Linked DNA regions of Mus musculus: region 1 is linked to region 2. Evidence: chromatin loops called from intact Hi-C (ENCODE). Cell type or tissue: heart. All regions are shown on one strand. Links, peaks and the distances in the headings refer to the core of each region. The heading gives the core; the rest is flanking DNA.

The links. Hi-C counts contacts between places; a loop is a spot of excess contacts. Peaks named below come from ENCODE experiments on the same cell type or tissue, not always from the same donor. Only the 100,000 strongest peaks of a DNase experiment are listed, where the experiment ranks them.
Region 1: a loop joins it to region 2, with 2.6 times the contacts of the local background. A loop is called at or near these places in 3 of 42 quality-filtered maps.

What each region holds. Positions count from the first base shown.
Region 1 is chr4:97,752,179-97,756,570 of GRCm38, reverse strand. It overlaps Gm38709 (a long non-coding RNA gene), which reads left to right. Exons shown (of 5, transcript XR_003955232.1): 4 at 1-797; 5 at 1,766-4,392. It also overlaps a transcript of Nfia not described here. Among named protein-coding and RNA genes, the nearest start is that of Gm38709, 23 kb to the left of the region's middle. In heart, for the core only: a CTCF peak has its summit at 2,080; a DNase peak (open chromatin) is centred at 2,090; H3K4me3 peaks cover 803 bases; H3K27ac peaks cover 1,711 bases.
Region 2 is chr4:97,906,834-97,911,225 of GRCm38, reverse strand. All of the region lies in intron 2 of Nfia (nuclear factor I/A), which reads right to left. Among named protein-coding and RNA genes, the nearest start is that of Gm40208, 29 kb to the left of the region's middle. In heart, for the core only: no CTCF peak of the experiment used is centred there; DNase peaks (open chromatin) are centred at 462 and 2,255; H3K27ac peaks cover 361 bases.

The DNA.
Region 1 (4,392 bases), core at 194-4,193, 150 kb after region 2:
GTCTAGCACAGAATGAATGTACTTTGAGAATGCTCATGTCCTATGGCTCTCTGTTTTGAGAAAGACTATCTAGATCATCCAAAAGGATTTGTAGAGTGGAAAATTTCAGTTTTGTTTATTAATAATCTATATATAGGATGTACAGAGTTACTTGGATAATTCAGAGTGTGTAGTGTTTTAGTGGGCAGTACTCTTGTGCCAGGTTGGCTGTTTAGATTGGCCAAATTAATGGGATTAATTACACCCTGCCTACTATTTCAGAAAACAACTTCAGGGAGAGCAGGGTTGCATGCAAGGATTGTTGTTGGATGTAGTGAAGGCTACGGCCAAACCCTTTACTAGTGTTGATGTGTGTTAGTTGAGTAATCCCAGGTAGATTACATAGTTTAGTTTTGCCTCAGTTTCCTGCATTTCTGTAGTAGGGATTTATCTGCAACTAATTCATAGAAGCAGTAGCGATATATCATCAACCAATTCACTGAGGTGCTATAATAAAATGAGTTATCTCATGAAAGTGCTTAGCCCACAAGGCAGGGGTAAGAAACAAGTACATGCATGTTGGAGGTTATTAACACACTACTGTATACATAGAACAAGCAATGGTCAGAATGGCTGGATCTTTGCAGGACCCTTGGGTTTCAAATAAGGCACCTAAGCAGTTAATCTATCTTTTTTTATGATGTCAGCATAAGGTGAGGAGCTCGGCAGTCTTTATTATTTTTAAGAGTAGGCCAGAATATTCCTCAAAAACTCAAATACCATATGAGCTGGAGAGTTTCCTACTTCACCAGATCAAGGTAAATATTCAATATTGACTTTATCTATATGTCCAGGAGATGCTCACTGCCCAGATAGGAGGAAGTCGAGGTTTTCTTGGGAGAGACCTTGCTAAAGCTCCAATTCCTGCTTTTCCTATTGTGATGCTTTCTTTCCTGCACCGCTTGTTACAAGCTTAGGCCCAATCTCTGTCACTGAATTATGAAGCCAAAGCAAACCCAAATCCCTGACGTGCTCCTTTGTGCCATTATTGGTTTAAAGGAAAAGAGGAAAGCCTGAATTTCTCTCTCCTTTAAAGGATCCCCAGAGTGCATCCTTGAGCAAGGCTTTGGGAAGGGTCACAGGAACGGAATGCTTCAGGGGCCAATTGTGCTTGTGTTTGCAGTTTGGGATTGCAGGCAAGCTGCTTTTAAGCTTTATAGAGGAAGTGGGGATTAGGTGTTTCCAGAACAAGGTAGGCACTGGCAGGCTTAGGTCACCCTTGTTGGAAAGTAATGCCCCACTTTTTTCTGCCTGTGCACTTCGAAGCCCCAGTGCATTAACTACTTTAGCAGGGACTGTGTGTGACAGCCTAGGTCTGGTAGGCCTAGAACTCCCCAAATGGAATGGATGACCCTAGGACTTCAAAGTTGCAGGAGTTTATGCTCCAGGGTTAAGTTCCCTTTTAGTCAGAAAGGGTCTGGAGAGAAAAAAAAAATGATGCCTTCCAACTTGCTAGCATGAGCCCACAATTCCACTTGGTCAATCTCATTAACAATGTTTCCAAAACAAATGAATAAAACTACAGAGTAGACCGTGCCTGCTTGCCCTGCTTCTGGCCCTTTGGGCCTGTTGTTTGAGCAGCCCAGGACTTCCCATCATTATCACAGAAGCACAACTCTTCCCTTAAAGAAGCTATAAGTTTTAGTAAGGAAATCTAGTATACTTGTACTTTAAGTGTAGGTTTTTGGGAATTCAACGTGAGAAACCCATTTTCCTCATTCCTAAGGACCTGACACCAGACGCTGCTGCCCGGTGAATGGAAATTGCTCAGCTTCAGCCTCAGAGCATCCTTGTGGGGATTTTGTGATGCTGCGGGTTTTCACAGATTCCGAGGAGAACTTCAAGGAGAATTTGAGTATAAATTCAGTTCTGCCTCTCACTCTCATCCTCACCCATCCGGAACACGGGAATGTCCCACTTTAGACCCAGAGAAGAGCTAGCGGCGTCTCCAGGCAAGGAGCTGGAGGCACAGAAGCTAAGGCCAAGGTCATGACCGCCCACTCCGCTTCTGAAGGAGGTGGCAGCTAGGCGCCGCCCTCTGTCTGACCCAGGAGCTGATCTGGACGTTGCCTTGGACCGCTGAGATCTGGAGCAATGCTAGGGGAAGGAGGGAGAGCTACTGCTGACCAGCCCTTGATCCTCTGGAAGCTGAAGCTCACTGAGTGCCTTTTAGGAATTGTCCTGAAAGGAAGATCAACTGTTAAGCACAGCTGCACTTGGAAAGGCGCTCCCTGGCGCTACTTCTTTTCCTGTTAGAGATTTTTGAGAGGCCTGAATCCTAACCTTTCTGTCTCCTCAACTCCAGGAACCCGATCTAATTGTCCACCACCTCAGCAGCCTGTCTTCGGTGGCTTAGGGTGATGGAGCAAGATTATCAGTCTCCTCATAGGGAAAATGTTGCACGAATTTGAAGTATTGCAAGCAGTTAAAAACCAAAACCGAAACAAAGCAGATATCAATCCAAACCAAAGACCAACCAAAATAAAAATAAAAAATGCCCTCTTCAAGGCACACACACACAAAAACTTAAGGAAGCTCACTCTTGCCCCGTCAATTGTGTCCTTGAACCCTTCAGGAAAACACAGCTCTCCCAAGCCTTCTGGAGGACAACTTAATGACACTGCAGTATATCACCAGGTTAAAACGTTTTTCCAGAGGCAAGGTTTCATAGAAACATCTTTGCCACTGAAGATGTAATGTCTGGTTACAGAGAGGGCTGTGTGGGGGAAGGCTGGTTCCAATCCAACTAAAAACCCTGGTTTCCAACTTTGGAACCATAGCACTGGGTGCTGAGGGCCATGGAGTGTCAGCCTCTGGAGCAGACAGGACTGTAGGCTGGGCTGTTTCCTATTGCTTGCTGCAGTCTGCAACAGGTATTTTCCTCTCCTGTTGATTGATTGATTGACTGATTGATTGACTAATTGATTGATTGTAATCCTTCCTTCTAATGCCCAGAGTTAAGTTCCCATCTGCCTGTGTTTGAACCTTTCCCCCACATTTTTAAGTGTGATAAGCCCTGGCTCTTTAACTGGCAGAATAGGAACCCTGAATGTAATACTGGGGTAGGGGAGAGGGGCAAAGCAGTCTATCACCTTCATTCATTTATACTCAGCTTTTCATGGTTTACAAAATGGACTCAAGGGGAAAGTGGCAGCAATTTTTAATTTCTCAGGCAGGAGAGCTTATGAAGGCCATAACATTGTTCAGACTTCATGTGTCTAAGATAACACAACATACTGCACCTCCACCCAAATCCCCTTGGCAAACACAACTGAACCCCAACATTCCTGGTCCTCCTTCTATGTTATGCATCTTCTTAAATTATCTCTTTGAAAGAGGATACCAACTTTCACGACATCACTAAATGCTCCCTTGTTCTGGGTAAGTTATATTCACGAAGTGTGGGCTACAAGCTTGTCATTTAACCCTTGGCAGAGGTTTCGACCCTGGAAGAGAGAGTGAAGTCTCCATTTATGCCTTCAGGGATAAAAGTGCTTTTCATCCAGTTTACCGAGGAAGGGGGCTGAGTGCAAAGTGTGTAGGTTTGTAGAAGACAGGATCCATCCATCCCTCAGCTTTGCCAGCATTGGAAGCACAACCTCAATATGTCCACCATTCTCTGCTTAAATGCTCGGGCAGGGCACCAGGACACACTGCCTTTGTGGTTTCTGTCTCTTATACCCACCAGCTCTGGGGGGAAAAAAATCACACACCTGCACCTTAGAAAGAGGCCAAATCCAGTTCCTGCCTCCCAGAGAGTATGAAGACCACTTCTATTGGAGTTACTGCGTGCAGCAATTGTTTGTAGCTCCTTAAAGGGAAAACACTGCGTGCCCTTTGTTTTGTCTTAAGAATCACACAGAGACTAGGCCGGGTGATATTCCTGCTAAGTTAATGCTAGGGTAGAGTGCAGTGCTAGAATCCCAAGACCAGAGTGTTAAAATGGATCTCAATTTTCTGTTTCCATAACTGCACTTTCTATTTGGCTTATTCCCTTCTTAGGGACCCCATCTCCTGCAGCAGCACAAGAGATTAATAGTTACATCCCTATTTTTCTCAAGATAAAAGCTGTCACTAAATGGTGTTGCAACCAAGTGTCACAACTGTACATACCCCATTGCCATTGTTTATTTAAATTTATCTCTGCAGTTCTTTTATGGACTTGGGAAAGTGTAACAGGTTCTAATTGGTAGGGGGAAAAAATCCAAGTCAGGTATGTTTTACTTTTTTCCGATCAAAGAAAGACTGAGTAAAAGAATAAGCTTTTTGCAGTGTGTTTTTTCCAACACTCTTTTCAGTAGCTGTACGCTTTCCTCCCTTATCCAGTTCCGCTTTCACTTTTCCTCCTCCCAG
Region 2 (4,392 bases), core at 225-4,224:
CAAACCCTGTCGCTACAGGCTGGGGAGCAGCAGAGCCAGCCAGGCTGTGTCTGTCTACCGCATATGGGGGAAGGTTCCAGGCAGTATCTCCAGGCTCATCTAATGGCACGGGTTCAACACCAGTGAATGGGCCTTAAACAAAGGGAGAGCTCCTTTGAAAATGGGCGTTTGTGAGTCACCGGTCAGTGTAGCTGCACAGTTTGTGGGAGTGGGAACCGCTGGCAGCGGGGCAAAACAGTACAGCTCAGGCCTTCAGAGCTCCTAAGCCCTGAAAGGCGGCGAGGTTCGAGCCGGCTGGTCACAGTGGCACACTTGGCTGAGTGCACGGCCAGGTGGTTTGGGCATATTGGCAACAACTGGCAACCTGCCCGATACATATGGCTCAGATTGCTGCGCTCTTCCCACGAAGCCTTCCTAGACTCTTGAGCAAGCAGTCAGTCGCTTGCGCACAAAATGCGTCTGCATGTTAAATAAGATCTTTTTAATAATATCTACTGATGTAAAATCCTTTCACTAAAAAGGAAAATAAAAAGATGGAGGCAGGTGGCTGCCAAGCACGTAATGAAAGCATCTCGTGAGAGGAGGCGCCTCTGCCGATCCCTTCCAACTGGCTTTGCCCTTACTTCTGCTTTTCTCTTTCACAAGGGTTGGAACACCCTTTCCAGCCCTGGGAAGCAAGGTTTGTGTGGGCTTTCAGAAGGCTGCCAAGGGGTCAGGTGACCATGAATTCCTGAAAATATAAAATAAATAGAGAGACAATAAAAACGAACCCTGTATGGAGGAGCGTTATTAAACCATGATTGACAGATAGCACTGAAAGGTGTCAGTATAGTCTATCATGTAAATACATATCTGGAGACTTGTTAAAACACAGCCTAAGTGCTAACTACTGAGGCACATGTTACTTCCCAAGTGGTGCTAATGGCCCATAGCATAAGGCAGGATTTGGGCTTAGGAAGCCCGGCCCCACATACTCCTGTAGGGATACCACACACCACATTAAGTAGTCCACAAATAGCAGTTCCTGCCAGAGTTGGATTTTTCTCTGCTAATCGTATTTCTTGGATGTGGAACATTTCATTTCTTTTGCTGGGTACAGGAAACATATTACTTAAGGTTTGGGGCTGAGTGGCTCAGTGGTAGAGATCGTGCCTACATTTGATATACAGCACCCGCCTCCAAATCATATCACCAATTAATGCATTAGTTAATGTGATTGCATGAATTACCACCAGGACCTTGTTTCACTTTTAATAATTTGTAAATATATGTTTGTGGTCTGTTAAAATTGCAAGCCATTTATCTAATGAATTGTGCTGAATCTTCTGGAATTATATAGTCTACTTGTTAAGACGATTAAAATGGATGTTGCATTGAGTATGTGTTTTAGAATTTTTTTTTTAGCACAGCATTGCTCAAGCACTAAAATAACTTTTATCTCTCATACCAGTGGGGACTGTACACACCCACAAATCTAAAACTTTTACAAAGATACAAACATACATATTTGGTAGAAAAGAACCATTGTGTTTCCTCAGATAGAATGACATCAGCCTCAAATGAGAACAAGCAAACCTTCTTTTGAAGACAAGAAAAAATGTTTAAAAAACATTGCTACAGTTGCCCATGCTTCACCCATACAAATCTCCCCGAAAGATACTATGTAGATAAAAAATTATAAAATGCTATTATAGCAAATATTTATTTTAGGTTAAAATCTTCCAATCAATTCCTCTTCATGGACTTTAATTGCTTTGGGTTGTTTGGGGTTTTTGTTTGTTTGTTTATTTTTGTTTTTTGTTTTTAAATTTCAGAGACAACAGTTCTCTCCACAGCCCAGAAAGGACTCTAACTCTCCACAGCTGAGGTCTGCCTCAAACTCAACATCTTTCAGCTTTCAGTCTCCCATGTGCTGGCATGACAGATATAATGGAATACCCAACGTCGGGAAGTTTTGAGAAACAGTGCAAACTCAAACCAGAGGTGTTCAGTAAAGTCTTTTGCCATGAATCTCAACAATAATAGTCTGTTTCTAAGTAGTAACAACAACTTAATAGAGGAGCAGGGGTAGGGGGCCACTAAACTTCCCTGGTGCTAAGAACAGCAGGGGACAGGAATGGAGACCTTATAAGAAGGGGCTTCAGCGCAATGTGAAATGACCTATGCAGGGCACATTTTCAACACCCTCACCCTGTCCTCTTGATCAGCAAGTGGTGCCACCTTGGAGCATTATTAGAACACCCTTTCACCAACTTGGAATCGTTCCAGTCACTGCTGTCTCCAAGGACACAGTGTGAAGTCCTGAGAGTAAGTCACAGTGGGCCAAGCCACAGTGAGGACCCTGGCTGTGAGGTCAGGTCCCCTCTGGGTGCTCCTGGTACCCAAATGGAGACTGAGCAGACTAGGGGTCAGAATGAGATGGGCAGCAATCAGTAGGGAAAGGATTTCACCACAGAGGCCAAAACAGTGTTTCGTCACCCAAATGCAGATAAAAGACCAAAGGGTACAATTTCTTAAAGTGTGGTTTGGGAGGGTAATAAGGGTTACAAGCCAGAAAGGGCTCTGTGCACAAATAACTGCAGCTACTGCTACGTTAAACCAGGGTCTCAGATCCTTTGACACATAATGTGTATTGAAATGTCTAAGACCCATAAGCATGTCTTTTAAATTTATTTCAGAACACCCCTCCTTCCCCTCTCTCTTTCTCCTCCTCCTCCTCTTCTTCTTCCTTCTCTTCTCCCTCCCCCCCTCCCTCCCTCCCTCCCTCCCTCCCTCCCTCCCTCTCTGCCATTGAGCATAAAAAAAGGCAAAAGTGTGAGAAAAATATTTTGGTTAACATTAACTTAGAGGTCAGATTTAAGTAAATTCTAATTGAGCTAATTTTAATAAAAATATTTAAGAAAAACATTGAAGAGTTAAGTTCAAGCCAACTCACTTAATATCTTTTTAGAAAATTTCATTGAAACCTCTGATTTCCCTAATTTAGACACAATGTCTAATTGCCCTTACTGTTTTATATCTCAGTAAGGAAAATGTGATTTTTCTCAGCACCCAAAGTTCCTTCCTCCCCCATACAGACTTCACCTCAAGCTTTTCTCCTCGTATCAGGCAAGAACCATCTGGAAACTTGGAAGTAGGATCCTAGTTTTCAAACAAGAGGCTTTCTCAAATGGATGGCAACTGCTTAGGATAAAATATAAGGTGAATTTTCCTGGAGCAATTTTTGTGCAGGAAGTTTGAGTTGGTCTCCCTGAAAAGCTTAGAGGCCCTTGGCATAGGCAGCAGAGTTGACCGGGTAAGAAAGGTGAATTTGAGGAGTGGAAATGTGGAGGAGGGATGGGGTAACCAGTGTCTTTCTAAATAAAATTAGTCCTTAAATGTCAAGTGAGAATCACATAATCTTGGAAGGAAAGTTAGATCGAATAACAGCAGTGTCCTACAGACTCTGAAAGTCAGAAACCTGGGAAATCTCTCAATACCATCTGAAATGGTCACCTCATATCCTCAAAATAAGAATGGGCAGCTCTACATGTAACCTCATTTATATGACCAATCTCCTTGTCAAACTTGAAAAAGTACACATGTATTTGTACAGATAAAAGATCAACATCCAAGTCTGTGCCTCCTTCCAGAAGCACAAGGAATAGCACCTTTCACAAAAACACCTTTGGAAAAAATAGTACACGAACAGACTCGGGTTTTAGCAGATTTGCCTGGTACACACGAACACACTCGGGTTCTAACAGATTTGCTTGGTACACACTCATTTGGCTTTCCTTTCTTCCTTTGGACTCTGAGTATTTCCTGCCTCCAACCTCATCTCAGCTAATGGTAATAAAGGATTTGACAGTTCAAAACTCCTGAAGAAAATGTCCTTTAAGTAGGGCAATTTTATTTAACTCAATTAAAAAAAATATTACTGCTAAAAATTCCAGTTACAAAGAAAAATTAAACTGTCCTAAAAATAAACAGTATTTGCTTAAGCAAATACACAGATTTAAAGCATATGGGTAAAAGCAAATGTTAGCGTAAACACACGGCGACATTTTTTTTCTCTTCAGAAAAAAACTCTTCAGAACAGAAACATTAAAAAAAAAAAGTTATTTGGGTTTAAATTGTGAGCCCATTTTAAATAAGTAATCAGCTTTTACTCAAGAAAAACATTTGTGTAGCCCCAGAAATCTGTTTCATTTCTTTGTATATGAAAGTATACGTGAAAAGTACTTTATTAAAAAGTGCCAGAATTAAAATTCCCTCTGTCATTGTAACATATGGGTAATAAGCAAAGGCTCGCTGGGCACAATGGAGAGTGAATTGTGTTCTAAGCCTGATTCCTGAAGTTTTCCTGTCTAACTGAACCACATTTTGAAGTCTTAAAAAACATTATCAACA